5 separate regions of the Homo sapiens genome follow, and regions 2, 3, 4 and 5 are each linked to region 1. A link is a loop called in an ENCODE intact Hi-C map of the cell type or tissue named here. Cell type or tissue: tibial artery. All regions are shown on one strand. Links, peaks and the distances in the headings refer to the core of each region. The heading gives the core; the rest is flanking DNA. Region 1 has its middle 37 kb from the start of ZBTB7C. Region 2 overlaps ZBTB7C (zinc finger and BTB domain containing 7C). Region 3 overlaps ZBTB7C (zinc finger and BTB domain containing 7C). Region 4 holds the start of ZBTB7C-AS1 (ZBTB7C antisense RNA 1). Region 5 overlaps ZBTB7C (zinc finger and BTB domain containing 7C).

Region 1 (5,840 bases), core at 247-5,246:
GGCATTTCCCTCCAGAGAGCTGCCATCAAACCATATGGCTTCATTTTGGAAGCCACCAAGTGTTCAAGTAATGTGGTGTAGAAATAAAAAGTGAAAAGAGGTGCTCCTGCCTGCAGCGGGAGAGAACTCAGGCTGGCCACCCAGCCTGTTGTGACTTCATCCTGCCTGGGGCCAATTCCCAGGTGCCTGGAGGTAGAAAGGTGGGCAGTGGTGGTGTAGGGAGCCTGGAGTGCTGTCTCCCTTACTGGAGGTCTTTTAGATGGTGCCTCCAGTTTTTAGGTTAAGAGACGTCTTTCCTGGATGTTCCTTGCCAAAGCTATTTCCTCTGTTAGGCAAGCCAGCATCCTTCACAGATCCACACTGATTTTGAGCACCTATTTCATGACCAACAGAGTTCTAGGAGCTGGAGACACAGCAGGGAGCAAAACAAAACACCTGTTCACACCGCACGTCGGGGAGGCAGACAGTTAGCCAAGTCAAATCTGCACGTACGGGTTAGTGATGGCAAGGCCACTGAGAAACATAAAGCAGACCAGGGGATAGAGAGCGATGGGGCAGTGTTCTGTCACCTGCGGGGAAGTCAGGGAAGGCCCCTCTCATTATGAGACCCTTGGGCAGAAGCCTGAAGGAGGCAAGGCTGACCAGGCAGCTCTGAGGGAAGTGCTCCCGGCCAAGGGAACAGCAAAGGCAAAGGCCCTATATTAGTCCGTTCTCACACTGCTGTAAAGAACCACCTGAGACTAGGTAGTTTAGGAAAAGGTTTAATTGACACATAGTTCTACAGGCTGTACAGGAAGCATGACTGGGAGGCCTCAGGAAACTTACAGTCATGGTGGAAGGAGGAGGGGAAGCAAGTATGTCTTACGATGGCAAAGCAGGAGAGAGAGCGAAGAGGGAAGTGCCACACTTTCAAACAACCACTTCTTCTGAGAACTCCCTCACTATCACCAGATTGGCAAGGGGGAAGTCGGCCTCTATAATCCAATCACCTCTCACCAGGCCCCTCCCCTGACATGTGGGGATTACAGTTCGAGGTGAGGTTTGGATGGGGACACAGAGCCAAACCATATCAGGCCCCAAGGCAAGAGAGGGCTGGCATCCTGGAAGAGGGAGCTGGGAGCAGCCACAGAGGTGTGTGTGTGGGGGTGGGTGGTGTGGCGTGGGGGGTGGGAGTGGTGGGAGCTGAGGTCAGGCTGTAGGACCTGGCAACCTGTGCAGAACACCTTGGATTTTACTCTCAGTGGCATGGGAAGCCATTGGAAGGCTCTGAGCAGAGGAGAGACATGATCTGATGGGTGCTTTACAATATCACTCATCAGCCATCATCACCTTGGGTGCTGCATGAAATGAGACTTGAGAGAAGGGCAGGGGCTGGAGCATGAAGAGTGTTAGAGGCCAGATGAGGGAGCTGGGCCTTCATCATGAGGTCAATGGAGAGCCATGGAGGAGTTTAGAGGAAGGAGTTAGTCCTCATCCTTATCTTGGAATAGAAGGCTCTAAGCACAGAGAAGTGAGGTCACCCTTCCCGGAACACACATAACTGGATAAGGTGGCTCTGGGATGGAAACTGAGGTCTTCAGATTCCTATCCTCGTTACTATGAGCTTTCTCCTGAATAACAACAGGAGACATTTACTGGGCATTTTCTCAGATACCAACCCACTTATCTTTCAAAACAACCCTGGAGGTAGGCAATATTATGACTCTCATTTTACAGACAAGGACCCCAAGGCACAAAGGGGTTAAGGAACTTGTCTGAGGTTACATGGCTAGAAAGTGGTAGAGCCGGGATTGGAACCCAGGCAGCCTGGATCAGGAGTCCGTGGAGTCAACCAGTGTGCTCCAGGGCCTTGCTAAGTCCTCCAGCCATGTGAATAGATGGGTGGGAGAACCGGGACTAGTTTCTACGGTGTTTGCGGAGCCGAGTCAGCTCTGTACCTGCCTGTACTCAGACCCCCATACTTTTCCTGCATCCTTAGTCCATTCCCACTGAGACCCCCACTGCAGTAGACATCGAAGGAACAAGAAGCGCAGCGGAAAATTAGACGCAAGAATTGCCTCCCCAGGAAGATATTCAAAGCTGCTTCTTAACTTGTTGCGCCCCCAGATCCCTCAGATCTTGAGTGCCCTGGGGAGCCGCCGTGCCCTCTCGGCCATAAGCAGAACACAGAGCGGCGGCCTCTTGTGCGGTTTGATCATGTGAACCATCCCGGTTGAAAAAATGAAGGGTATCGAATTAGGAATGAAAATGATTCTTTCCCCAAGCTCTGAATGCACTCCAAAATCCCTAGGGGGAGGCTTGGGTTTGTGTTGGCAAAGGAGGAGCTGGTGGAAATGTCTGCAACTCAGTCTCACGCTTCCTCCTTCTCCCTGACTGATTGCCTTAACAGGCGCCGAGGCTCTCCAGCCGACAGGCCACCAGAGGGCACCCACAGACAGGGCTGGCAGTCTCGGGCGGGCAGGCGGGTTAGCGTCCTCTGAGAAGGCCGGGGTCGGATGTCGTGGCACTGCAGAGAGAAAAGCATACACAGGAGCCGAAACACACTGAGCAGGCCCAGGACGCGAGAACGTGGATCTGGAGCCACACCCAGCCCGTGGCCTTCCCATGCAATGGCTGTGACAACTCTCCGGTTCTGTGGCCTATGCACCAAAACAATACCTGTGGGCTCTGTCTCAGTGTCAAACTGGGATTATGTTTTTGTTTCCAAGATTAATTTGAAAAAGGTGACTGGGCATGGTGGCTCACGCCTGTAATGCTAGCACTTTGGGAGGCTGAGGCAGGAGGATCCCTTGAGCCCAGGAGTTCAAGACCAGCCTGGGCAACATAGGGAGATCCTGTCTCTATTTAAAGTTTTTTTTTTTTTTTAATTTTGAAAAAATAATTTAAAAAGAAAAAAGAAAAAGGCAAGTCCTCTGTAGATGTGTAAAGACCACAGCTAGAAGTGACTACAGATACTACTTTATTAACCACCATGAGGGTCAACTGACCCAGGCCCCCAAAGTTAATTATCCAAACCCTGGCGACATTGGCTAGTGGTGGTTTTAGCCCAAACATACACATATGTACCCACATCTCCCATGTGTTTATCACACTGAATGAGAATTACCTCCTTATTTACATGGGGACCTGAAGAGCAGGAACCATATCCTGTGAATCTCTGTTCCCAGTTGAACTTTAATGTATGTCAAACATATATAGAACATTTGGTTCCATTTCTCCAGCAAAGCCTGGAAGACAAGAAACATGATGCTTTTGTGGATTCCAAGTAGAGAAAACCTTCCTGTTCTGTGGCCTGGGATTATTTCCAACTAGGCAGGTCCATGATTTTAGGACGGCGGTCAGCAAACTATATACCTAAGCCAAATCTGGTCCGTTGCCTGTTTTTGTAAGTAAAGTTTTATTGGAACACAGCTATGCACATTCATTTACTTACTATCTATGTCTGCTTTTGTGCTACAGCAGCAGGGTTAAGCAGTTGCAACAGAGACCATATTGCCCCACCTACACTGAATGTTTGCTCTCTGGCCCTTTACAGAAACAGTCTGCTGACCCCTGCTGGAGGAGGACACAATAGCAGCCTTGGGATGTGGCTGGCAGGAGAGCTCCTCCTTGCTTCACTGTGGTGATGGTGGGGCCAGCAGAGCCCCCAAGGGATGCTAGCCATGCCTTGGGTGTGCTATGGGTATGTGAAATCTGCTTCGTGGGGACAGCCTTGCTGAGAAGCCAAGGGTCCTGCACAAGTCCTTCCAGTTCTTGATACCCAGCTGCAGTGCTAGAGTACCTGTACCCTAGCACAGCCTGGGAGGGTCTGGACATCTTAGATCAGCTTCATTCTCTCTCTCTCTCTCTTTAAACATTAAAAAAAGAACATTTTATTGAGATATAATCCACACATTTAAAGCATAAACTTCAGTCCCTTATCTCTTAACCTACTTGTCTTGTGACTCTTTTCCCTTTCGTTTCCTTAAGCTACACCTGTATAAACTTGTTCCCTGCAAAGATTTCAGTGAATTTATTCACAATCAGGTGTAAGTGACGAATAATAGTAGGATCCCTAGAATCTCAGGATGACCCATCCCATGTTGTATGCTTTTGTCTCAGGTAGAGTTTTTCCCAAGTACACACTGGGATGGAGTTTGGGGTACAGAAGAAGACATCAAACAGGGAGGCAGACCAAACAAAGCCTTAGCCAGCCTAGCTCTTGCCTAGATGTCCAGGCTTCTGTGCTTGTCCAGACCTCTCTCAGTCACCAGATGCAAGTGCCCCAGGAGAGGAGGCTCCCTGCAGGGGAGGCCAACCCTGAAGAGCTGACCCTGGAGGCTTTCTGCGGACCACACTCCCCACAGCTGGATAGCGAGCCCTTCCCTGAAGGGGATCTAGAAGCTGTGTTTCCATGTGCACCTCACCCTTTTAAAGGATCCCATAACCCAGTGACCCTCCAGCACCCCACTGATAGGAGGACTCTCCCAGGACCAGGGCACCCTCTTTCTACAGAGGCAGCCCATCCCCATTTCACAAGGTGCTGGGCTTCCCTCTGCTGAGCTAAAATCTGCACTCCTAAAATGCAGGAGTGCTAGTCTAGGTTCTGCCCTTTGGAGCTACACAAATCAAAAACCCATTCCCATGATGACTATTGGGAGCATCTCCCAGCCCACTCCCATCCTGATCTCTCCATTCATTCCCCATGTGACATACGTCCGTGATCTCTGTCCAGATCATTGCTGTTTAGTCCAAATCCCTCTGACATATGGTTCCAGCTCTGAATGCAGTTCTCCAGGAGGCCTGCTTAGTGCTGAGACTAAGTCCTTCTTGCTCTGAAGGACACAGTCAAATCACAGTGTTGACTCAACTGAAGTTTACCAAAATCCTCAGCCACCAGCCACTGCTGATCCAAAGAGCCACGGACTGTCCTGCTGTAATTGACTCTCAGACACAAGTAAAGAATTTTGTATTTGTCTCAGTTTTTTTCTAACTTTTAGCCCCTTCCCAAGGGAATTTGCATTTTAACAGAAAAGGATGAATATCTGAGAAGGGATTCCTGGATGGATCAAAAGATGAATTTTCAGCCCTGGGTGTTCCTGCAAACACCCACAGATTAGTGCTTATTAGTGCTTCTTTTTTGTTTTTTTGTTTTTGTTTTTGTTTTTGTTTTTGTTTTGAGACGGAGTCTTGCTCTGTCACCCAGGCTGGAGTGCAGTGGCGTGACCTTGGCTCACTGCAACCTCCACCTCCTGGGTTCATGCCATTCTCCTGCCTCAGCATCCCAAGTAGCTGGGACTACAGGTGCCCACCACCACGCCTGGCTAATTTTTTTGTGTTTTTAGTAGAGATAGGGTTTCATCATGTTAGCCAGGATGGTCTCAATCTCCTGACTTCATGATCTGCCTGCCTCGGCCTCCCGAAGTGCTGGGATTACAGGCATGAGCCACCATGCCTGGCCAGATTAGTGCTTCTTAAACCCGTTTCAGGAGTATGTAGCAGTTCATTACAGGAAGCTCAAACAAGCTTCTTTTAGCAAGAAGCATCCTCCTGGAGGGTCACTTTATCCTAAGATTTGGGGACAAAAATTCCTATATTAAGCAACTCAGTAATAATATAGAAAAGAATGCAAAATATACATGAATTTCTAAGGGAAATTATTGACTTCAAAGACATTTCACACATCTTTTGGGATGCCTTAGGCCCACCCCTGGCCTCCCTGGAGGGGAGCAACATAGTCACTCTCTAGTTACAGAGTACTTGGTGTAGATAATGATGCTCTCCACCCTGGGCCAAAGTGGCCATGCATGGGCCAAGACATACACAAGATAACCAACCAAATAAGAACCAAACCCACACAC
Region 2 (5,840 bases), core at 318-5,317, 110 kb after region 1:
GTCAGCCTAGCCTCTCCCAAAGCAGTGGCTGTTTATCGCAGCCAATTTCTTTGTGCCTGAGCCGCTCCTGTTAACTAGGAGCCTCCACATTCTTGTCTTTCTTATTTATCACTCTGTTATCTCTGTGCTTTCTCCTCTTCGACCCTCCTATGAGGGAAGAATCCAAAGGCATGATTGTTCTCCTCTTCTCCCCATCCCCCCATAGCAGGGCAAACAGGCCAATGTCCCCCTCCTCCTTCCCATTCCCACTCATCCCCCACCCCTGAGGTGACTTGGAAGGAAGATGAAATTAACCTAGGGCCAGGGAGCTTGCTGGAAAGAATGATAATTGGCTGTTTCATTTACTTACGGTGTGATCTTTAGCAAGCTTCTCAACCTCTCTGTGCATCTGTTTCCTAGTCTTTCAAACACCCCTCCACAGAGCTACTGAGAAACTAAATGGATCCCCAATGGATGCAAAAGCAGCTTGAAGAGAGTCTAATCATTATATATGTGTCCCTTCCTTCTTTTGCCACTCTCACTCCTATCTCTGGGGCTTCCCCTTGTCTGCAATGCTGGGTGTCCCGATGGATGTTCTTCGTCTGCCACGGTCTCTTCTCAGCAATGGCCCACTGAGGCCTGGAGGAGCCCATGGTTGGGGTGGAGCTGAGAGTCACAGCCAGGTGGGTACCCCAGGAGCCTACTCTTTTCACCCCCAAGAGATGGGGGCTGTGCCTGCTCAGAGATGCAGGGCTGTAGCCACCTTGGACTTGTCCGGAGATGGGCAGACCTCCAGGCTGGGGCAGGCTGCTTCAGCCAGAAGGACTTTGGCCCCTCCTGACACAGCATAAGGCACAATCTTGGCTATGAAATGTGATGGCTCTGTGGAGCCGGTGTCTCTGTTCCTCATCTCAGCAAGGTTTGTGTTTCCACTTTTGTCTCTCACTCTGAGATGACGAACTATGAAAAGATGTTCATCATCAGCCATAGGTGGGGTGTCCTACCTGGACCCCCCCCCCCCAACAAACTACAGAACACCAGAAGCCTTGCTTGGGAGATCTGGGATAGAAGAGTTAAGGAATGTTCCACATAAACGTGTCCTTGCACTTCTATATACATCTCACATGCGAGAACATGCATCTCCTTTCTCTTTCCTGGGGTGATGGAACAGCGTGAGGTTCTGTTGGTCAGTCTGGGCTAAACTCTGAACGATGGCTAGGGTTTGGATGCAGGATTAGAAGGTGAGTCTTTCAGGCAGATGAAATGAAATATGCTGAGGTAAGAAAGGAATGAAGGGCGTGTGTGTGCATGTGTGTGCGGTGTGTGTGTGTGTGTTGAGGCCTGGGCCTGGGTTGGTGGGCAGGACACTGTCAGTGAAAACCCTGGATGAGATCGAGTTGGTATAGTCATGAAGAATTGCAGGCCCTAATAATAAAGAGAAAGAGAAGGATGGCTAGAATTTTCGAGAACAGCTAAAACCTGGACATGTGTTTCTGGCCCTGGTGGGTGATGGAGCCCTCTGTTCTTCCTGCAGATCCCCTCTGAGCAGCTGGGAGCTCAGAAGCTCTGTCCAACCCTGAGGAGTGGGTCAGCCACAAGAGCAAGAAGTGATGGCGTGGAGTCCACCCAGGGCCTGAGGCATGAGCAGAATCCACGCCCATTAGACCTGGAGCCTGGGCGTTTGGGGCTGCACTGCTGGGGAGATCCAAGAAGAATCAATGCTTTGGCCCCTGGTGACATGTACATGGTGTAATGACAGGTAATGAACCTGAGGCTTGTCTATCCTTTATGAATGATATGGCAGGTAGGAGAATATATCAGCTTGCAGTAAGCATAAAATGTCAACCTGTGGGAAGATAACTATGCAAACAAAGCACACTAAGGCCTGATAAGATGATAGATGGATGCTTTATAGTTATTAGTTTCTGCCCCATGTGCTTGCTGGAGCCAAGCACTGGAAGATTTAGCATTAGATGGGTTCACTTCCTATGCCTTATGGGAAGGCCTGATGCCTTTATGGACATAGCATGTCGTATTTGAGGAGCTCAGAGTAACAAATCAAGAAGTCATTATTCCCCATCAGCTTCTGTGGGAAACAGGGAGTTCATGCCAGTGGAGAAACAGAGGGAGCGAGAAGTGAAGAAGCTCTTTCATCGTGTCCATGATGTGTGAGGAATAGACCTGGAGACCTCAGTGGTTGGGAAGCCTTTAGGTCTGGTTCAGATATGTCAAATGACAGGTGTGGTGATGGATGAGTCCTGCTTGTTAAAAACAGAAGGCTTTTTGTCTTGCCATTCTTTCAAGAATGCCCAGGCAATTAGCAGATGATCAAAGGTGGATGAGGTAATGAGTAGGGGTCTGGAGAGGACAGTAGGGGCCTGTCAGATACCTTGGGTCTAGCAGTTGATTCAGGGAAGTCAGCCAAGCCTGGAAGCATCAAGCAAGTCTCTAGGGCCTAGAAGGCAAGGCCTTGAGACTAGAAGGACAGGGGCCAGCCAGTAGGCTGGAGACCCCAAAGGTGGGTTCTGATCCAATGGCACAGCCTGTTCCCATGGATTTTCTGGTCTTTGCTGTGTGCGTCATATGAGGTACCACCCTGGCAACTTCCACCGTGGGGAAAATGGTAGGCTGGGGTGGAGGCAAAAATAGCTTGGGGCCTTGGGAAACTGACCAAGGCAAGGGGAGAAGGGCCAGTGGCCTGGGGCAGGAGGCCCAAGAGGGTGTGGTAAATTCCTTTTCAGTACAGGCCAGTGTCAGGGTCCCCAGGGTCAGAGCCAAGGGATGGGGAGGAGCAGAACATTAGGACTTCTGGGTGGCCTTGTTCTAAATTAGGCAGAAAGGATAAGTTGAAGAAGGAATCTAGAAAGCTGAGCCCAGCTCTAGGAAGTGGATCAACCAAAGGTGCTAGGTGGGCTCGGAACTGGACTCCTGTCTATATAAGGAAATGGAGAAAGAATTGAGCTCCAGGGTCTCTGGCAAGGGGTAGTCAGGGACTGGCTATGACTGGAGGGGCTGAGCTAGGGAGCTGGCTTAAATATGACCTGTATGTACTGGCCCTAGGCTATCCCCAGACCCCACCTCTCAGTGGGGCAAGTGGTCTGTACTTCTTGGACTTGGCTGGGGACCTGGGCAGGGCTGAAGCTGGGGAGCATCCTGGGGGACTGGGTAGGGGCAGAAAATATCCAATCCTGGAGGTAGGTGGGTGAGGACTTTCAAGTTTGTAGTCTCAGGAGGCTAACGGGCAACATGCCTCCTGATGAAGACCAGAAAGAGCCAGGGACTGGGTCTGTCAAGCGCTCTTCTCCTATGTTACTAATGTTTACTGATTACCTGTTGTGCACCGAGCACTGTGCTCACTGCCGGAAATGCAGAGAATGAGCTGCAGTTTGCTTCCACGGGAGGGAGTGTGGAGCCTGGTCAGGCCTCTGGAGGCTTCAAGCTTCTATCTTCAAAAACAGGGACGATACTATCTCACTCATAGACTAGTGGGGAGAATGAAATAAAGTAAAACATGTAACACACTTAGGACAGCAGCTGGCACCATAATAAGTGATCGGTACATGTAGCTTGTTTCCGTGATTCTGCTTTTGGAGAAGCTCACAGTCTGGTGGGGGGTGAGAGCCAGGAAGGCTGGGAGAAGTGCCTTCTAACTTCCAGGGATTCTGACTGCTAACAGGGTTGGGGGCCTGGGCTTTGAAAACTGGTTATCAGAATTTCTCTGGCCACAGAAAATGTGGTTTTAGGTGGACCCTACCACTCGGAAATGGTGACTGCATTTAAGTGCTTTGGCAGTTGCTGGGCACACAGAAAGACTGGAGGCAGGAGGGGTGGGTCCAGGAATTTAGAGAAGTGTTGAGAAAAGAGGACATTCTCCGAATGCTTGGAGAGTCTTGACTCCTTGTCTTCCAACTCAAGGGGAGGGGTGTGCAAGAAGCCAAGGCAAGACTTGTGACCTGGAGTGAGGTGGCCCAATAGCCACTGGGGCGGGCTTCAGATGCAAGCCACGTGTGTCATTTTAAATGTGGTAGTAGCAGCATTTAAAAAAGTAACAATAAGCAAGTGAAATTAATTTTAATGATATATTTCATTTCACTCAGTAGGTCTAACATATTATTTTAACATGTAATTAGCATAAAAATTATGAATGAGATATTTTACATTCTTTTCATACAAAGTGTTTGAAGTCTACAGTGTATTCTGTACTTGTAGCACCGTCTCAGTTTGGACCAACCACATTTCAAGTTGGCTAGTGGCAACTGTGTTGGATAGCACCAATCTAGACTCTAGAATATCTTGCCAAGGAGCACCCAGGGGCCAGGGGTATCCTGACTAGACATCAGGATTTACTATGAAATGTCTATAACGAATCCCTGGGGACATTCTCTTGAATAATAAGAGATATCTTGAATCACTTATTCTAGATGGTGACTTATGTTCTCTGGAACCAGCCCTGACTCCAGGTCTCAGCAACTGGATTCAGGACTCTGCCGCTTGCTGGGTCTAGGACCTTCAGGCGGTTCCTGAAGGTCTCTGAGCCTCAGAAGCTTCCCTGAAATTGGAACTAATAAATTCTATCTTGCTAGGTAACTATGAGGACTAAATAAAATAATGAATAATTGCCCCGTGACGATCAATTTCAAGAAGTAATTCTTCTTATTTTCCTAAATCAAATAAAAACAAATTTGGGTTTTCCTATTGGCTAAGTTTGGCAGAAAGTTTCCTAACTGGCATTTCTGTAGTTCTGTCTCCACTCTCCCTTTGCATGAGAACCGGGCCACTTTGCAGGCCAGCACAAATAAGGAGGGGTGAGGCCTGGGCCTTAGCCCCTGGTGGTGACAGCTGCCTGTGGTGCCCCTTTATCCAGACCTGTGTGGTCAGCTGGAGGAGGCAGCCCCCTGCAGCCAGCTGGTGCTCTATCTATGCCAGCTCTGCCACAGGGGAAGCTAGAGTGCCCAGGCCACCATCTCTAGGGGGCCGACAGCACCGAGGCACTGCACTCCAGTGGAGTGAGGGTTGCCAGCCACTCCAGGTCCCAAGTCATCCCACCTCTCTTGGGATCCAACCCAGGGATCCTTCTCTAAAAGCTCCATGTCCTTCATCCCTCTGTCTCCTGCCTCCCAGCCTCAGTCTTTGAAACAAAGGCCTGTTCCTACCTTACCATGTCCCCTTGCTTTTCCCAGAAAGAAAAATTCAAATAACTTCCCCTTAGGGTAGGGAGTTCAGATCTTATTGTCACGAAATATGGCTGTTCTTTTTGGGACTGGAGGGAGTACACATTTTATTGTCCTGTGAATGGCAGCTCTGGCCACTGCCCTATGCCCAGCCCCATCTGAAGAATGAGTTAAATAGCGCCTGCCTTCTGGGTTTTTTCAGAGCCTCAAATGAGATAGTGTATGTGAAGGTCCTTTATAGAGTTATCAAATGTTATTGAGACTCTTAGTTCCCTACCTGGGGGTGTTTTCGGGTCTGGGAGCTGGGTTTGAGGCTGCAGATTTGATTTAAAAGATGCCCCTTCTCTTGGCATCTCATGGCAGATGGTGCTGCCATAGGACTCAACTAGGTGTTCCCATGAGGTGCTCCCCCTAGGTGCTCTATCCCCCGGGGTGAGTGCCTCTGAATTAACCCCTTGCCTCCTGTTCTCCTTTGGGAGAGGGGAAGGATCTGGGTGTTGGTGGCAGCAGTAGGTTTCCCTGACATCTTTACTTTCCCTCAGCCTGTTGTGTGTGGGGGGTCTCTAGCCAATCCTCCTGAGTTTGGAATCCACCTAGATTATTGTGAAAGCTCATAATCCATCCTTCCTGGGACTTGGGAGCATGCCATGGATCTAAGTAAGTCCTGTAGGTCCTCCTTGCCTCCCTGGC
Region 3 (5,840 bases), core at 534-5,533, 410 kb after region 1:
TAGTCGGAGAGTTCTGAAATTGGCACCACTAGTCAGTCACCAAACGCGCAGTGAGCCTCCTCTCTATCTACATTCAGTGTTGTGTGTTGTGCAGAGTACGAAAGAGCATCCCACAGGTTCTCATCAAAGCAGGTACCAGAACTCCATGCCACGTGCAGGGAGGAGTGCTGGGAGGAGGAGGGCTGGGAGGAAGAGGGCTGGGAGGAAGGGGCACCCTGGCTCTGGGCTTGGCCTTCTGGGAGGGCCCTAAGGATAGAGCATCAGTGTCCAAGCACAAGACATGCACACACGGGGAAGGAGCCAGGGTTTACAGGGCATCCACCCTGTAATGTGGTGGGCTGTGCACTGGGGGACCGGCAGTCCAGTTCATACCTGCAGGTGTTCAAAGATGCAGAGTTGCCCAGAGTGTGGGGCAGCGTACCATGGGGGGCAGGCAGGAAGCTGGCAGAGGAGATGGCAGTGAGCTTGTGAAGAGCCCAGAAAGCCATGCTAAGGGGTAAGTGAGCACACAGGCCATTGGACAAGGGGGCCTTGGGAAGTTTTAAGTGGAACTGCCAGACCTCCATTCCTACAGAGAAGTAACTAAGAGCTCAGCTCTTGAGATTCCAGCTAGAACATATTCCAGCTAAACTCACGCTGCTTCCACAGGCAGATTGAATATGTGAAGCAGCAAGGAAGCCAGCCAGCCAAACAGACTCCAGAAGGAGATTTGGCAGAAGCCCATTACCCAGATGCATACACTCATGGAGCACTAGAGGCCCCAAGGATGCAGCCCAACCCGCATTTTAGAGATCAGGAAACTAAGGCCCAGACCAGGGAAGGGAACTGATCTAGTTCTTGGAGTGTGCCCGGCACCACCTCCAGCTCCAATGCACGTCACAGTATCCACAGGAAAGGTCAGTGTAAAGAAGGAGGCTGTGTGGCCCTAGAACACCATTCCCTCTTTGGTCCTTTCTTTCCTTATCTTGGAAGTAATTAGATCAGTGTTTTCAAGGTCCTGAGAAGTGTACTGCTAATAGTGTCACTTACTGGGCCCACTGACTCAGACCATGAATCAGAATGTGGTAAAGTATGCCTGGTAAACTAGATGATCCTCTGAAGTTTTTTCCAGCACTGGCTTATCATGAGCTTTGCCTACTCTTCCCACCCCTTGCCCCCATTCCCACAAATGTCTCCATTAGGGAAAGCTCCTGCCTAGGGCTGAGTTCCTCCCATTGGCATACCCCAGTCTTCTGGCCACAGAGGCAGAAAGCTGGCTACCGGTGCCCTCTCTTGATTGTTCTGGTCTGCCCTTTCTGCAGCAGTCCTCTTAGGCCTCAGGTTGGGAATCCCTGCTGTGAAAATCCATCCTTTCTCATCCCCAGAATAGCTTACAAACAAACCACAGCCAGGTAGCCCCCCAGGTTCCTTTGCCCCCACCAGCTGTATACCTTTGGGAAGCTCTTAACTTCTTTGAGCCTCCTTTCTGCCTGTGTCCAAGTGAGGAAATTACACCAAGTGTGTTGAATCTAGCTCACGCAAACCCAGATTCTCTCCATCTGCCCTGGACAATGGGAAGTGATGTCTGGTCCTAGGTTTAGCTCTGCACAGAGAGGTTAAATAACTTGCCTAAAGCCACCCAGCAAGTTGGTGGTGGGTCTGAAGCTACAACAGGGACTCCCAGACTCCTGGAGGGGCCCTACCTCTATACCATATGCCTCTGAATAATGAATTCCCAGGGTCAATGAAGTCATGTATTTACCTGCCCATAGCAGATGTTCAATAAAAGGATATCGTAGGCACCTTCTCAGCACTTCTTACATCCTTGGACCAATTGCCACAAAAATGGGACTTCTTTTAGATACACTAATGAGAAGTTTGGGAGGCATTTGAAGATTTACCACTTATATTGTCCATTGTTTGAGAGTGACCCTAAGGGTCAGTGCTACTAATTATGTGTAATAGTGACTTAAAAAAAACCTACCTGGCCAGGGGCGGTGGCTCACACCTGTAATCCCAGCGCTTTGGGAGGCTGGGGTGGGCAGATCACGAGGTCAGGAGATCGAGACCATCCTGGCTAATATGGTGAAACCCTGTCTCTATTAAAAATACAAAAAAAATTAGCCAGGCGTAGTGGTGGGCACCTGTAGTCCCAGCTACTCAGGAGGCTGAGGCAGGAGAATTGTGTGAACCCGGGATGCGGAGCTTGCAGTGAGCCAAGATCGCACCACTGCACTCCAGCCTGGGTGACAGAGCGAGACTCCGTCTCAAAAAAAAAAAAAAAAAAAAAAAAAAAAAACCTACCTTGTCCGGGCACAGTGGCTCACGCCTGTAATCCTAACACTTTGGGAGGCCGAGGTGGGCAGATCACAAGGTCAGGAGTTCAAGACCAGCCTGACCAACATGGTGAAGGCCCGTTTCTACTTAAAAAAATACAAAAATTAGCCGGGCGTGGTGGTGCATGCCTGTAATCCCAGCTACTCGAGAGGCTGAGGCAGGAGAATCACTTGAACCTGGGAAGCGGAGGTTACAGTGAGCCGAGATCATGCCACTGTACTCCAGCCTGGGCAACAGAGTGAGACTCTGTCTCAAAAAAATAAAAATAAAAATAAAAAAACCTACCTCATAGGTTGTGGTGAGGAGTAATGAGATGATGCATTTAAAGCCCTGCTTAGCTGATTCTGAGCTGAGCCCTCTGCCAGGCCTGGTGAGGGAGCCCAGCCGACCACCTAGCATCAGTGTTTCCATCAGAGCCTGGGTGAATTTGTGGAGGCCCAAGACATATCCCTCAGGACTGGGAAGTTGCATCACTCCAGGGGTACAGGCACCCGACACTTCCATTTTCACAGTCACAGTGCTGTGGTGAGAAAAGAGGCCTTGACTCCCGGGCCTGCCATGACCCTCTGGGTGAGTTTGGCAAGTTCCCCAGCTGGGTCTGTTTGCCCACCTACATAGTGGAGGCTTTGCCTAGACCGGTGGTTCTCAGTGTGGGGTCCACGGACCACCACCACCACCAGCATGTGGCAACTGGTTAGAAATGCAAATCCTTTGTCCCTCTCCCCTATCCCAGACCTACTGATCAGACTCTCTGGGAGTAGGGCCCAGCACTGTTTTATTGAGTCCTGATTATGGTTCGAATGCATCCTTAAGTTTGAGACCCACTGGCCTAAATGGTCTCTGAAGTCCCTTCCTCCTCAAAAATCCAATCATCTAGGTGAAATCTGGGTTACAGAGACCACAGCATGCTGGTAGGGGGTGGGATATCACAGCAGAGTACTATGTAGCCTAGGGGTGGCTGGTGGGTTTGAAAAAAGGCAGGAGCAGTGGGATGTGGAGGGGAAGAGGGTGACCCCACTTCCCTTCTCCTCACTCCCAGGGGCTCTCCAGCCTTCCTGTGAGCACAGGTGGGAGGACTGGATCTGTCCTCTCTGATCCTCCTCTCACAGTGCCTGCCAGTATTCATGGGAATGTCCTTTTCTCTCCTGCTCTGCCCCTGGAGAACCATTTTGAAAATGAGAGCTGGTGAGACCTCTAGTGGCCAGGAGACACCAGGAGCCTAGGACCTGCACCTGCTGTCCTAGGATTACGTTAAACAGGGTTTAAATCTGGCCATCTTAGGGAGGACACCTGGACTCCACATCTGTTCTAACCTCAAAGCAGAGCCTGAAATTATAGGCAGATGCTCCACCCAAGCCACACCTGCAGGGAGGAAGTAGGAGACTAGACACAGAGCTTCCTGGCCCCTATGGCCCCACTGGGGAAGGCTGCGAATTATCCCAAGAGGAATTCTTGCAGCCCAGCTGCCTATACCTCAGCCACCTTAAGCTGGTTTACCCAATGCTCAGTGTTTATGAAAACAACCCCCTGATATCAGTTTTCCTGTCAAGACCACCAGGAGGTGTGTGGAATCTAGCTCACACAGACCCAGGTTCTTTCCATGAGCCCTGGACAATGAGAATTGATGTCTGGCACCAGGTTCAGCTCTGGGCAGTGAGGTTAAGTAACTTGCCTGAAGTCACCAGCAAGTTGGTGGTGGGTCTGCAGCTGGCGCAGAGGCTCCCAGACCCCCAATAGGTGCAGGCGCCCCCACCCTACACCATACCTTACCTGTGAATAATACCACTTAAACCCTGCAAAGTTTTGCCCTAGATTAGGCTGCATTCTTTTCGCACCTGGCTCTTTTGTAAACCCTGAAATTGTCTACAGACAAAGAGGAGAGCCCAAGGCTTAGGATAAGAAACCACCATGCAGGAGGTTTGAACAAGGTGTGCCCAAGCTTCTATAGCCTCCCAGATTAGTGCCAAACACAGACAGATCTCAATAGCCCGGGGGCTGGGATGGGACCAGGGACTTTGGGCCAAAGCATATAGATGAACTGGAGGGAAAGCATAAGGTTGCCTGGAGAGAGTGGGTATGAGATTAAAGTGCAGTCCAGTATCAGCAGAAGTCGCTGCACTATCCGAGGACTAAGGTCAGAAATGCTGACTTCTGGCGAAGTATCTTCCCAGTATGTGAGATAAACCCCTAATAGAGTGGGAGTTTCATGACTCTGAGCTCGGGTATAAAAGGAGTTTGGGGGAGTGGGGCTTTCAGGACACTGCTTTTTCCGCATCCCTTTAATCCAGGTGAGTAACCATACCTGTCTAAGGTGGGGCAGCAGTTGAGGGTAGATCTAGCATGAGACCTATTTCTGGGGTTTGACTCCATGGCAGTAGGGAGCCTCGGCTGGTTCTGGAGAAAGGGGGAGCAAAAGGTTAGGAATGGCTCCTGGTGTTCCCTGCGGGACTGACCCCCAGTCTCTGCATTGCAGGCAGGACAAGCTGAAAATCCACATGCGGAAGCACACAGGGGAGCGGCCCTACCTGTGCATCCACTGCAACGCCAAGTTCGTGCACAACTACGACCTCAAGAACCACATGCGCATCCACACGGGCGTGCGGCCCTACCAGTGCGAGTTCTGCTACAAGAGCTTCACGCGCTCTGACCACCTGCACCGCCACATCAAGCGCCAGAGCTGCCGCATGGCACGGCCCCGACGCGGCCGCAAGCCTGCTGCGTGGAGGGCCGCCAGCCTGCTCTTCGGGCCCGGCGGCCCGGCCCCCGACAAGGCGGCCTTCGTGATGCCCCCTGCGCTGGGCGAGGTGGGCGGCCACCTGGGCGGCGCAGCTGTGTGCCTCCCGGGCCCCAGCCCCGCCAAGCACTTCCTGGCAGCGCCCAAGGGCGCCCTGAGCCTGCAAGAGCTGGAGCGGCAGTTCGAGGAGACACAGATGAAGCTGTTCGGGCGCGCGCAGCTGGAGGCTGAGAGGAACGCGGGGGGCCTCCTGGCCTTCGCGCTGGCCGAGAACGTGGCGGCGGCGCGGCCCTACTTCCCGCTGCCCGACCCTTGGGCCGCCGGCCTGGCCGGCCTCCCTGGGCTCGCCGGCCTCAACCACGTGGCCTCCATGTCCGAAGCCAACAACTAGGCTGGTCCCTGTCGGCTCCAGCCCACCAGCCCTCCAGTCCTTCTCCCTCCAGGCCCACTCTACCCTACCCCATGGATCTGAACTTTTCATTTTAAAAACACAAAGGGAAAATGGGAAAATAATAATAATACTATCAGTGATGGCATTTTCCCGGGCTCCTAAAGCAGCTGCCTCCTTTTGCTGGTCTGAGACGGGCATCTTTTCCCAAAAGGCCAGGAGCCCGGGCCTCCCTCCCTGTCTCTCTGGCTCTCATATAGAAACTTGCACCGGCCCATGCCACAAAGAACTGGGTGCCCAGGGGCACTTAGGAGCTGGGTGAGTCATGAGGGGTCAGGGGGTGGTTGGCCTGGTGCCCAGCCAGCCACAGCAGGAGGAGGTAGGGGCTGGGCATGCACCTTG
Region 4 (5,840 bases), core at 296-5,295, 280 kb after region 1:
AATGTCTGGAGCTCCTTCCAAGTGCACAGCACTTACAGTGGTTAAGTTATTCACACTCTAGGTTATGCTGAGCTTTCTGAGAGATCCAGAGAAGGCAGGGAGGCCCATTCTCTGCATTCAAGGGGCTTACTAGCCTTTACTTAGAGATGCAAAAAAAAGCGCTTATGAAACAACAGCCAACAAGAAAATGCATCATCCAAGTGCTGGAGGGGTCCTGGTGGGTTAAAGAAGGAGGATCACGAGGTAAGCACTTGATCTGAACCATGGGTAGACAGGGAGACAGAAGGGAAATCTAGCAGATGAGTATGTTTGTGTATACATATGTATGTGTGTGAGTATGAGTGGTGTTGTGACTGTGTGTATGGGTTAACATGAGAGTGTGTGTATGTGCATGTTTGCCAAAAGAGCATGAACAAAGGCTTACCCTGGAATGAGAAGTCTGAGTCTTCAGCTCCCCTAGGCAGCACCACATTTTGTGGTTGTGTTGCGGCCACATGCTCCTCTCCCGCTTGTTGCTGGGACCGGGAACATGCCTGCCTGTGAGTCCAGGAGCAAGCCCTTGTGCATAACCCGGGGTGTGATTAATTTAATTATTTCAAAAGCCCCTTTGGTATTTCATGAGGGTCATGCCCCTGGCTGTGGGCTTGAATACAACTGCAGCAGGTTTCAATAAAATCAATTAATTTAATTTGATTTGGTTTTATGTACTTGGAGTTGGTGCCTCTTGAACTCAGTATGAAAATTATTGCAGAATAAAAATGCATATTAGTACTCAGAGCCCACTGTCCTTGGACTCTTCGTGGAGCCTGCAGTGCTGATCACAAAGGCAAATCCCCTCTGACCTGGCAGGAGCCTCCGCCAACTGTCCACCTAGTTAACCCCCTCCAGCTCCAGACAGTGCTTATGGCAGCTCCTGGGCTGTTTGGAGTGTTCTTCTCACTTCCCAAAGCACTTTCTTATCTGGTAGTGAAGCTAAGGCATTTCCATTTTGCATTCGTGAAATGGACTCAAAGAGACTTTGGATGGCCTTGGTCACTAGCTTACTGGTTTTTTTGTTGTCCCTCTTAATGAAACTAATTGAAGCAATATGGTGCAGTGGATTGAAAGGCAGCTCTGCCTCTCAAGAGACACATGAATTTGGGCAAGTCCTTTCACTTCTCTGGGCTTTCTTTGTCTGTAAGAGGGCTGGACATCTGCTTGAAAGGCTGATTCCAGCTGTCAGAATCACACAATCAGTGGGACAGCTGGTCTTCCTGAGCTACTTTGGGGAGCCTGTCCCACTGTTAAGCCCCACTCCATTTCCATTTCATCCAAGAGGGCTCCCAGCCAGTTCATGGAATGGGTGATGGGATTGAAGATGGGCCCTGCACTCTCCAGGAGTGGCTTCTCCCCCACATTGCTACGGATCAGAGCAAATGTTGCTTTCAAGAAGGGAGGAGCTCAGGGGCCTAGAAAGCATCTGACCAGCCCACTATTTTACAGATGAGGGAACCCAGCTTCAGAGTCACACAGCCACTGTCCAGGGCCATGCTCATGCCCAGCCACATTCACAGTTATTATAAAGGGGGGAGATTTTGCTCAGGGCTCATTTTCCAACTGTCCTTTTCATTCTTTTCTCCTGTCAGGATGGGAGAGAGATGGCCAAGCCATCTTTGGGGCCTCTCCAATAAAGCAGATGCTGACATCAGTCATTCCAGCGCCCCTACATCCCTTCTCAGGCCCAGTAGCTGCCGCTTCACTGAGGACCAACGGGCCCCATTCGGAAACATCCCCCACCAGTGCCTGACATCCCACCCTTAGCAGTTTCATTCTCCTAGACAGGAGGGCCTGCCCTCCCTCAGCCCTTCCTACTGACTGCATGCTGAGCATGAACGTTCATCCTCCTCAGTGACATTTTTCTCCCATAGGTCTTACCTGCCCAGAGCTCTTCTGTAGCAGAAACTGAGCCTGTCCTCTCCATCCTGCGTCTCTTATTTACTGAGAGGCACTATTGTGTGCTGAGAACTGCCCTGGGCACTCCCTGTACATTATCTCATTGAATCCAGCATTGGCCCCGGAAGATGGGCATTACGGTCCCTATTTTCCTGTGGGGGAACTTCAGCTCAGAGAGGAGACAGAATTTTACAAGGTCACACACAGCTATGAAGTGACAGGGCCAGGATTCAACCCCACATCTAACTCCAAGACTCTTGGACCATACCATGTGATCTCCCTCGTGCATAGGAGGTGCTTAACAGATCCTTAATGACCATGTAGCCAATACATCCCTCTGCCAAACCCCAAATGTGGGGGAAGAGGTAATAATAGTAACAACTGTCTATGAAGTCCCTATTATGTGCCAGGCACCAAACCGCAGCACTCAGTGAGGTGAATACTATTACTATCTCAATTTTACAGATGCAACAACTGAGGCATAGAGAAGTCACTTGCCCAAGGTCACCCAGCAGGTAGGTGAGCTGGGCTTCAGTGCGGCCCTGCCTCTGAGGTGGAGTCCCTGCCTCCACTGTTGCTGGATCCTCCTTTAGCTCCCCGTGGCTCTGTTTCCGGTAGAAGGTAGAAGGCTGCAGGGAAGGAGGCTGGGGCCAGGGGTGGTGTTTGCGCCTCGGGGACGCCTGCAGCTGGCACTGCCCTCCACCCAGCTGATAACTACAGCCGGGTCTGGCACGAAGCCCTGCCTGGAGGTGGGCGGCCTGCGGCGGCGGGGGGTCTGGCTCTGCGTTCGCCCCTCTCAGCCCCGCCTCGCCCCCTGCGGGGTCAGTGCGGGTCCCGCCCGCCCGGGCAGGCGCCGGCCTCTCAGGCGGTAACCGGGTAACCGTGGGCAGGGGCGGTGCCGCGCCGGGCCGCGGCCTCCCGGGGAGGCGGGCGGGTGGGGAGGTCGAGCTGGAGCGATGTGAGAATGCGGAGGAGAGGCCCGGGAAACAGGCTGCGGCCGCGGGGAGGGGCGCCCGGGAGGAGGGCGATGGCTCCCGCAGGAGGAGAGAGAGGCCGCGGGGGCGCAGAGTGGAGGGAGAGGGCGGGGCGCCCGGGAAGGGGCGGGGATAGAGGAGGGGCCTCCGGAGCGGGGCGGGGCTGGGGCGGGGCGCCCGGGCCGGGCCGGGCCGGGCAGCCGAGTGAACGCTGCAGGAAGGGGGCTGCGGGCAGGCACGGAGTCCGGGGCGCTTGTGGCCGGGCGGAGCGGCTGTGGTTGCTTCATGTCCCGGATTCTGCTTTCTCAGAGGTCAGGCGAGTGGGGCCGGCAGGGAGAGAAAGGTGGGCGAACCAGTCTGAACAGGCCGGGCAACTGGAGGAGCGTGGGCCCGGCGAACTGGGGTGCTGCCCAGCACCCTCTACCCTCACCACGCTCGGGAATTTTTCGTGAATCCGCCCCGTTGGTTTTACAGTTTCCTCTCATCCCGGCCCCACCCTGTCTCCTGACCCGCCCTCCCTTCCTCCCCTCTCTGAGCTGGCTCTTCCAAGGGATCGGTTAGCCAAAGGGAGGCACCAGCTCTTTCCCTGGACTCTCCCACTCCCAGCCCTCCTGGAGAACTCAAATCTTGCACGTGCTCTTTCTCTTTCCCTGCCCCCGTCCCCCAGGCCCTCTGGGTCTTGGTGAAGGAGACCTTGAGTCAGCCCAGGAGGCCCTCCCTCCCCCACAGCCCCCTTTAGGGTCCCTTCTGGGTCCCCCCCACCTCCTCCAGCCCCAAGCACCCAGGGCCCACAAGCTGCCAGGCCTCTGCTGGCAGGCAGGGAAGACCCAGGCAACCTTAGAAGGGTGGGAACCACACCCTTCTCATGGCTGTGTGCGTTTTGCTTGAAGGTGTCTGCAATCAAAGACGACCCCCCACTGCTCCCCCGGCACTGGAAAAAAAAAAAAAAAAAACTTGTCTCAAATGGTGGAATTCCAGATGCAGGACCCCAGATTTGGGGGATAGGGAGCAGATATTTGGGACAGGGGAGGCCTTTCAGGGATCCCTCATATCACATCAAGAAGGCCACCTGGCCCCCCTCAGACTGCCACTGCCCTCTCAGGTGTCTCTCCCTGCGGCCAGTTCAACTTCTCACTCATCCCAAGGCTGTGAGTTCTTACATTTTCAGGTAGCAAACAGGTGCCCTTACTATGGCAAGGGGGAGATTGGTAGGTTGCTGAGCTTGTGTTTTCTACAAGCTTGGAGCTCTTTGATCAAGATTGCCACTATTTATACATCAGGGATGTTATTTAATAGATCCAGGATCTTTATTATTTAACCGGGATCTTTAACAGCTGGACCACAGGCATCCTCAGCCCAGTCCTGGGTTTAATAGATGAGGCCCTTGAGACCCAGAGCGGGAGATGACCTGCCCAAGATCATACTACTAGTTAGTGGCAGAGCTGGAACTCTGACTAGCCTCCCAGCTCCTCATCCCAGCGTGCCTGCTGTTATACTGTGCTTTAATTTTAGGGTAGCTCCATGTTAGGGACCTAGCATAGCACCTATGTGGCACAGAGTAGTTGCTCAGTAGATACCGGTGAGATGCATGAACAAGCCCTCAACAAGAGGACTGGATTAATGCATCTTTTGGAAGAAGTGAGGCTTCCACAGTGCTTGGGATTCTAGCTCCTTGTCACTGAGTGTGCTAGCGAAATGTTTCTCTAGGGTAGTTGGCCAGCAGTGACCCCCATCGGAGCCTGGCATCATCTTTGGTCACTTCAAGCAAGCCCAGTCATTGTGCGGGAGGAGACTGTGGGTCTGGAGGTGGGTCCGAGCATGAGCCAAATTGGCAACTCCAGATCAGAGCGATTAATGCTGTGACTCTTTTCCATTCATTACCCTCAACCAGTATCTGAACAGGTTGCAAAAGACCAAGGCATGTCTGTTCCTGCAGGGGTTCTTGTCATCCTGCGGCCCTGCCAGGCACTGTGTGAAGAGACCACAGCCCCACAGATCCAGAATCTCTGGGGGCTGGAGGCCCCCTGGGCTCTGGGCTGCCCAGCGCTCTGTGAACCTAATGTTCATGCCTCTGGGGTCCTGCCTGCTGGGCATTGACTACTATGGCATGTGGGATGGGGGCAGCACTTTGGTAAAAAGTAAAAGTAGGAGAAATTCAGGTCATTCAGGCTACTATTACCAATTTTAATAAAGTATTTGGAGAAGAAAGAGGGTAAAATGAATGATTAAAATAATATTTTGCATGTAGTAGAAGTTCAGGAACCTCACTGATTTGAAACTTAGGAGAGTTGAGCTTGGCTTTGGTAAAGTTGATCTTTGCACCATCTGTGGACACAGAGGTGATGAATGAATTAGTGTAGGCATGATTTGTAGTAGCAAGAAAGGAACATGCATCTGACTTTCTTGTGATGATGAATTTTGACCAGAAGCAATTCAGCTCCATTCATCTTGGTAAGCCTTTTTATGGGCCACCTTCCAAGTGCCAGGCCCTGTGCTAAATGTCCTGTAAGTATTACTTTATTGAATCCTCGTAAGATCCCTATGAGGTAGGAATTATCATTTTTCCCATTTTAAAGACAAGGAAACTGAGGTTGATTAAGTAGAAGACCACCGGGATTCACACTAGAGCAGTCTGACTCTAGGATCGGTGTGCTTAACCACCACATGTGCAGGTATTTTATGTGTTAGGACAAGGGGAATAGAAAAGGAAAAAATAAATAAATAAGCCATGACCCCTACCCTTCCAGAAGCTTCTGATCTCTTTGGGAAAAGAAAACACAGAATGTGGTTATGCTCCTTGAGGCCAGGAGTGGACTTGACTCTCTGCATCCCCTGTCGCCTCTGAGAAAGGGGCTGAGGAAGATGGAAGTGGAGCAGTTGGCCAGGCCTTCATCCTCTTCCCCTACACTGTATCTCCCCAGCCCCTACCCTCCT
Region 5 (5,840 bases), core at 448-5,447, 220 kb after region 1:
AGCAGTCTGCTTGTGGACTATAGCGTTGCAGAAGACTTCAGAAAGAAGGGTTGTTTTTTTTTTTGCTGGATCTTGAGGGTCACATAGGATTGAGATTGGGATAAAAGGGGAGGGCATTCTAGGTGCTTAAACCTCTGGGAGCAATTCCACTGAGGCTATTGGGTTGTGATCAGTGGCGCTGGAGGTTGATACATGGGAAAGGACTTTCACTGGAAAGTTTAGTGTTGGAAGGAACTGAGCGGAGATAATGACTGACTGATGTGGATGGAACTGACCCAACCACCCTCAAAGGAGAGGCCATTACCACCTGGAGAGGCTCTGAGGTGGCAAGGTTGAAATCTCATAAATGCATTTCTAGAATTTCTCGGCCTTTGGGCTTTGCCACAAGCAGCCTCCCACCCCCTGGCAGCAGCTGATATAATTTACCTAAACATTTCCCTTTATTAAAAAAGCACAGATGAATATGGGACCTATCCCAGAAACTATGAACACCCATTTAAAAACAACATGGCTCTCAACATGCAGACCTTGATTTTCAAAAGTGCTGTCGATTTGGCTTATGTTGTAGCTGCGTTTCTGAGTACAGGTGTTTCACAAGTGTCCTTAACTGCTAGGAAGCTGGGGAAAGCAGGTGGCATCCAGTCAGCTAGAACAGGGGCAGTAATGTAGGCAGTAAGATAGCACTGACTGATTCCAGCTCACCGGTCTTCCTGTTAGGATATCCACTGTTATGTATGCTCTTTGTATTCTGGCTTTCTAGCCTGACATTCAAAGCCTTTTACAATCTGAATTCACCTCATCTTAGTCCATTTTGTGCTTCTGTAAGAGAATACCAGAGACTGGATACATTATAAAGAAAAATTTATTTCTTACAGTTCTGAAGGCTGGCAAGTCCAATATCAAGGTGCTGGCATCTTGCAAGGACCTTCTTGCTGTGTCATCTCATGGAGGAAGGTGGGGGGTGAAGGGAGAGAGAGAGCGTGCGCGCGAGAGAGTGCAAACTTGTCATTTTATAATAAACCCACTCCCACAATCATGGCATTAGTCTGTTCGTGAGAGTAGAGCCCTTATGGCCTAACCACCTCTCATTAGACCCCACCTGCCAATGCTGCATTGGGAATTAAATTTCTAATATATGCTTTTGGAGGGGACATATTCAAGCCATGACATGCCTCTCCCATTCAACATCCTTACTCCCTGCCACCTCAAAACCTGTACTCTTATATACTGTTTCACCTACATGCCCTTCTTGTTTCTGTTGTTTTGCTGTTGCTTATAGCCTTCACCTCCAACACTCAACCAGGGGGTTGGTGTTGATGGTGGCATCAAGATGGCATGCTGTTTATCTGTTCTCAATGAATTGTACATCTTAACTGGGGTACTGGGATAAAACTTATGAGATGTATGCAAATGAAACTGCTGAGAATAATAACTGGCTTATGAGCAGGAGAAGCCATGGAGAATGGAAAGCCCTACTGAATTAACTAGGAGGCAGGAGACCTAAATTTTAGTTCCAGTTCAGCCACAGACTTACTGTGTATGTCTTTCAATTACTGCAAAACTAAGTACCCCAAAATTTCATGGGTTAAAATAACAATCCATTTTATTATATATCATGATTTTGTGGATCAGGAATTTGGACAGATCTTAGCTGATGATTCTTCTGTTCCAGGTGACCTTAACTGAGGTCATATGGTGGTACTTAGCTGGCAGATGGGCTGGTCTAGAGGGTCCAGGATAGTATCACTCACAAGTCTGGCATCTTGGCAGATGTGTTAGTTTCTCGGGGCTGCCATAACAAAGTATGACAAAGTAGGTGGCTTAAAACAACAGAAATGTATTTTCTGACAGTTCTAGTCTGAAATCAAGGTATTAGCTGGGCTCTCTCTTAAGGTTATAGGGAAGAATCTTTCCTTGCCTCTTCTAGCTTCTGAGGATTAGCATCAATCATCAGTGTTCTTTGGCTGATGGATGCACCACTCCAATCTTTGCCTCTATCTTCACATTGTCTCAGGATCCTTGGAGTGTTACTTTTCTGGCTGGAAACCTCTGTGGCCAGTAGTGCCTTTGCCTGAGTTTTGCTCAGGCCTCCTGGGCTCGTTTTGCCCACTCAGCCTGGCAGGCTGTGCTCAGCTGGCACTACTGGCCTGGATCCCACGCCTGCCAAGGATGAGCCAGGTGTGGAGCAGCGAGGGGTATGTGAGCAAATGAGCATGGGGTCTGGCCACTGTGCACAGCTAAGCATGCTGGCTGCAGCAGGGTGGGCAGCACCAGGCACTGGCACAGGTACCAGCTCCCTGCAAGGCTGTGCCGGGACCAGACCCTACCACAAGAAGCTTACATGGCTGGCACTGGGGAACTTGGTGGTGCCTGGAACCGCAGAGCCCTAAAGAGGGTGTCACAGCCCTGGCTCAGGGAGCTCCTTGGTCTGGGCTTCCCAAAGGGCCGCAGCTCTTCTCTCCTTCTCTCTTCTCTCCTTTTTGGTGCCTGCAATATAATGAGCAAGGGGCATGCTTCAGCCCTGTTTGTGTTAAAGCTCTTTCAGCCCCACCATCGGTGGGTCCTGAGTTCTTGTCCTGCATCCAGGAAGAATGAAGTACGTGGACAAGTGAAGGCTGAGCAAGGCAAAAAGGTGCTCTGTTAAGCAACAGAGCAGCTCAGAGGAGACCCACAGCGTGTAGTTCCTCTCCACAGGCAGGTTGGCCTGTTGTCTGCTCAGCTCTCAGCAGAGAGGAGACCCACAGTGGGTAACTGCTCTCTGCAGGCAGTTCATCCTATTATTTTCTCAGCTCTCAGTAGAGAGTACAGTGGGTAGCTCCTCTCTGCAGGCAGGTTGTCCTGTTGTCTATCCAAGTCTGGCTGAGACCAGGGTTTTTATGGGCTTCAGAGGGGAGAAAGTGCACTCTGATTGGTCTATGGGTGGCCATGGGAGGGTCCAGAAAAAGCACCATAAGTTCTCACTCTGGTCTGTGGAAATGGCAGCCTGGCCCCCAGGCCTCAGGCTGTCCCTGGCCTGAAGGTGGGGTTTCACCAGGGACCTGCACTTTTTACCCAGGAGCCTGTCTGCCTCCTGCTACCATTAACCGGCCATCCACAGTGCCAGTGCGCCCAGGCTGTTAGTGCCAAAGGTGCCTGCAAGCCTGCACCAAGCCACCCTTAGCACCCCTTCAGACTCCCTCCCGTTCTCCTTGGCACCCAAAGTCCAGAGGGGGCCGAGGCAGCAGGGGTCTGGTGTGTCAGTTCTGGCCTGAGCATGCACATACCCAGCTGGCTTGTGACAGCTCCCAGGCTTGGCCACAACTTTGCTCCAAAATCAGAGTGGGCACCAGGAGCAGGGAGAGGCCAGGCAGCGGGAGCAGGCACTTCTGAGCCTGTAGGGGCAGGGGGCTTTCCGTGCAGAGATGCCTGGGTCTGCACTCTCACTCTGCACCTTCCCCTAGCAGTGTTTGTTAACTCTTCCTCTATGGCGCCATGCTGCTGGCCTCAGGCTGCCCTTTCGCCTTGGACTATCAGTAGCTGCACAGCCCCACCCACTGGCAGCTCACATCCTTGCACCAGATGTGATGATGTCTTCACCTCTTCCCATCCTATGTCCATCCCCTTCCAGCATGTTCAATTCCATTCTCTTCAACAAACCTGAGCTGAGCACCAATTATGGCCAAAAATCTGTCCCAGGCATGGGAGCAGCACACCTGTCATGGTGCTGGGAAACTTCTAGGAAGATCCCATAGGCATCATTTTAGTTCAGTGGCTTTATTTTTTTAGGGGAAACTGAGGAGCAAGGAAAAGGAATACACAGGGATTCCGTCTGAGAGCTGTGTTTAAGCCCAACTGTCCTGTTCAGGCCTTGCTTCCAGCTCCCAACCAGCTTCCCACTGGGTTGCTTTCAGCTAGGTTGGGGCAGACATCCTGCAAACACTGCTGAAACTAGTCAGCAAGAATCCCTGAACAGGGGATAAACCTTGCTGTGTTGGGGAGAGGACTGGTGGATGAAGCTTTCAAGCCTTCTTCAGGGGAGTGTTGTTTGATGAGCCTGTAAGAAGGAATGTTGATTCCTGCACTTAGTTTCTCTTTTTGGCTAATCTGCACAAAGAAACATTAATGATTTTAATTATGGGGTTGGGTTAATACATCATGTAAATGATTTTATTTAGAAAATGCAAACTAATCCCCTTTGCAGAAAGGCTCTGCTTCGAGGCCCTCCCACCTGTTTGCCTCACTGGGCAGGAGGGAGGGAGGTGGGGGTGGCTGCCTCCCAGGCAGCCCCCTGCTTCCCGGAAAGCAGAGCCTGCCAGACAACCTGCAGGGCACATTCCCCACCACGTGGAGGCCAAAAGGAAAGCCTTGTTCCCCCTTGGCCACCCCCTCAGTGCCCCACACCTGCCCCGCTCCTTGGACTGAAGGCCTATGAGGGAGATGGACAGTCAGGAAGGCTGTCCAACTCCCCCACGTCTTCCTCGGGCCTCCCTGCAGACTCTTCGACAATTCCCGCCAACAGAGCTGATTATTCCTCAATTTGTTCCAACCTGGAAATAAAGACAGATAAAGTGAAAATATTCTGGGAACAATGCCAAGCCAAAGGCATTAAATTATTAAGCGATCTCTATCTGAGTAATGGATTTATGCCCTTTAACAACTTTAAAAGAAATATAATGTTTTTCATACCCTCTTTTAGGGAACTTCTTATAAATGAACTGTCCATTTTATTAGTATTAAAGGAAATGGGGATTGAATCAGAGCTTCTAGGGCAGGCGATTATCTGCAGATTTCTCCTTAGAGCTGGGAAAATTAACAACATGGAATTATCCACACATTTTTTTTAAAGGGCACTTTACAAGATATTGTACAGTAAATTGGAAAATGTATAACTATCCATCAAGGTAAATCTTGGGAATAAAATAATTAGAAACCACACAACCATGGCCAGGGAAGATTAGAGCTAAAATTAGACTGTGTGGCTGTTTTTTGAAGTCACCAGAGTGGGTGCTGATGGTGGAATGGGGCAGGAAGGCTGGTGGCACACAGCTCAGGCAGAATGTCGGGGTCTGGGGCAAGCTGCCTGGGCGGGCACGTGGCAGGGGGAATCTTGGCATTTTGATGAGATTTGAGCGGGACGAACATGCTGTTTTGACTGGGATCTGGCACTGTCTTGTTTTTCCGCCTCCCTTCCCATGACCCCGGCTGTCTTCACCTCCAGCCTCGCACAATCCTGCCGTGCTTATGTTTCCAGATGGTTCGAGGCTCTGTGGCTGCCACTGGAGAGCCAGCTGGAGTCCTTTTGTGAGGGAAGGAGAAGAGAGAAGGGAACAGAAATATCCTTGATGTTAAAGTCTAAAGTGAGAGTGTGTTTGTGTATGAGAGGGTGTGCACACCTGCACAAGTGGGGGCGTAAGGGTGCATGGGGGTGTGTTCATGTACGAGTGTGTATGAGCACGAGTGTGTGTGTGTGTGTGTGTGTGTGTGAGAGAGAGAGAGAGACAGAGAGAGAGAGACTCCCTCTGAGCTGAAAGGCCTCTGGTTTTTGCTTCTACTCAGAGCCTCCTGACTCCTGGCATGCAGGGAAGGGTTGTGGGCAGGCAGGGGGGCGGCAACCACAGTGGGCAAGGACTACTGCCCTTCTTCCTGCTGCAGCCTCCACCCTTGGCAGCCACTCTCAGGCTGGTGGGTGGAGCAGTGAGGAGGGGTCCTACTGGGGAGGAGGATGCAGGGGTGAGAGACAGAGAGGCCCAAGAGGATGTGCCCCACCCATCCGCAGCAAGGCCAGCAGTGCCATAACCTTCTCTCATAGCAAGGACCCAGTGCTGTCTGTGCCAGGCAGATTGCAACATCCTCCTGGCCAG

The links. A loop is a pair of places that touch in the nucleus more often than their neighbours do. Peaks named below come from ENCODE experiments on the same cell type or tissue, not always from the same donor. Only the 100,000 strongest peaks of a DNase experiment are listed, where the experiment ranks them.
Region 2: it touches region 1 in a loop (2.2-fold over the local background); 31 of 110 quality-filtered maps call a loop at or near these places.
Region 3: a loop joins it to region 1, with 8 times the contacts of the local background. A loop is called at or near these places in 99 of 110 quality-filtered maps.
Region 4: it touches region 1 in a loop (4-fold over the local background); 6 of 110 quality-filtered maps call a loop at or near these places.
Region 5: it touches region 1 in a loop (5-fold over the local background); 53 of 110 quality-filtered maps call a loop at or near these places.

Annotation. Positions count from the first base shown.
Region 1 is chr18:48,443,371-48,449,210 of GRCh38, reverse strand. No RefSeq gene overlaps it. Among named protein-coding and RNA genes, the nearest start is that of ZBTB7C, 37 kb to the right of the region's middle. RefSeq lists an enhancer at 3,379-3,673. In tibial artery, for the core only: CTCF peaks have their summits at 2,430 (motif pointing right) and 3,548 (motif pointing left); DNase peaks (open chromatin) are centred at 2,394 and 3,570; H3K27ac peaks cover 1,628 bases.
Region 2 is chr18:48,334,072-48,339,911 of GRCh38, reverse strand. It overlaps ZBTB7C (zinc finger and BTB domain containing 7C), which reads left to right. Exons shown (of 5, transcript NM_001318841.2): 2 at 1,514-1,738. Among named protein-coding and RNA genes, the nearest start is that of ZBTB7C, 72 kb to the left of the region's middle. RefSeq lists enhancers at 4,342-4,842, 4,843-5,343. In tibial artery, for the core only: a CTCF peak has its summit at 3,379; a DNase peak (open chromatin) is centred at 3,811; H3K27ac peaks cover 5,000 bases.
Region 3 is chr18:48,028,861-48,034,700 of GRCh38, reverse strand. ZBTB7C (zinc finger and BTB domain containing 7C) reads left to right here. Exons shown (of 5, transcript NM_001318841.2): 5 at 4,790-5,840. The coding sequence ends at 5,441. Among named protein-coding and RNA genes, the nearest start is that of SMAD2, 100 kb to the right of the region's middle. In tibial artery, for the core only: a CTCF peak has its summit at 3,514 (motif pointing left); DNase peaks (open chromatin) are centred at 780, 3,520 and 4,910; H3K27ac peaks cover 835 bases.
Region 4 is chr18:48,158,955-48,164,794 of GRCh38, reverse strand. The region is part of intron 3 of ZBTB7C (zinc finger and BTB domain containing 7C); the gene reads left to right. It overlaps ZBTB7C-AS1 (ZBTB7C antisense RNA 1), which reads right to left and starts at 2,079. Exons shown (of 5, transcript XR_001753437.2): 1 at 1,915-2,079. RefSeq lists a silencer at 2,960-3,159. In tibial artery, for the core only: no CTCF peak of the experiment used is centred there; DNase peaks (open chromatin) are centred at 2,474, 3,094 and 3,504; H3K4me3 peaks cover 1,523 bases; H3K27ac peaks cover 3,238 bases.
Region 5 is chr18:48,228,371-48,234,210 of GRCh38, reverse strand. All of the region lies in intron 2 of ZBTB7C (zinc finger and BTB domain containing 7C), which reads left to right. Among named protein-coding and RNA genes, the nearest start is that of ZBTB7C-AS2, 21 kb to the left of the region's middle. In tibial artery, for the core only: a CTCF peak has its summit at 3,492 (motif pointing left); no DNase peak of the experiment used is centred there; H3K27ac peaks cover 845 bases.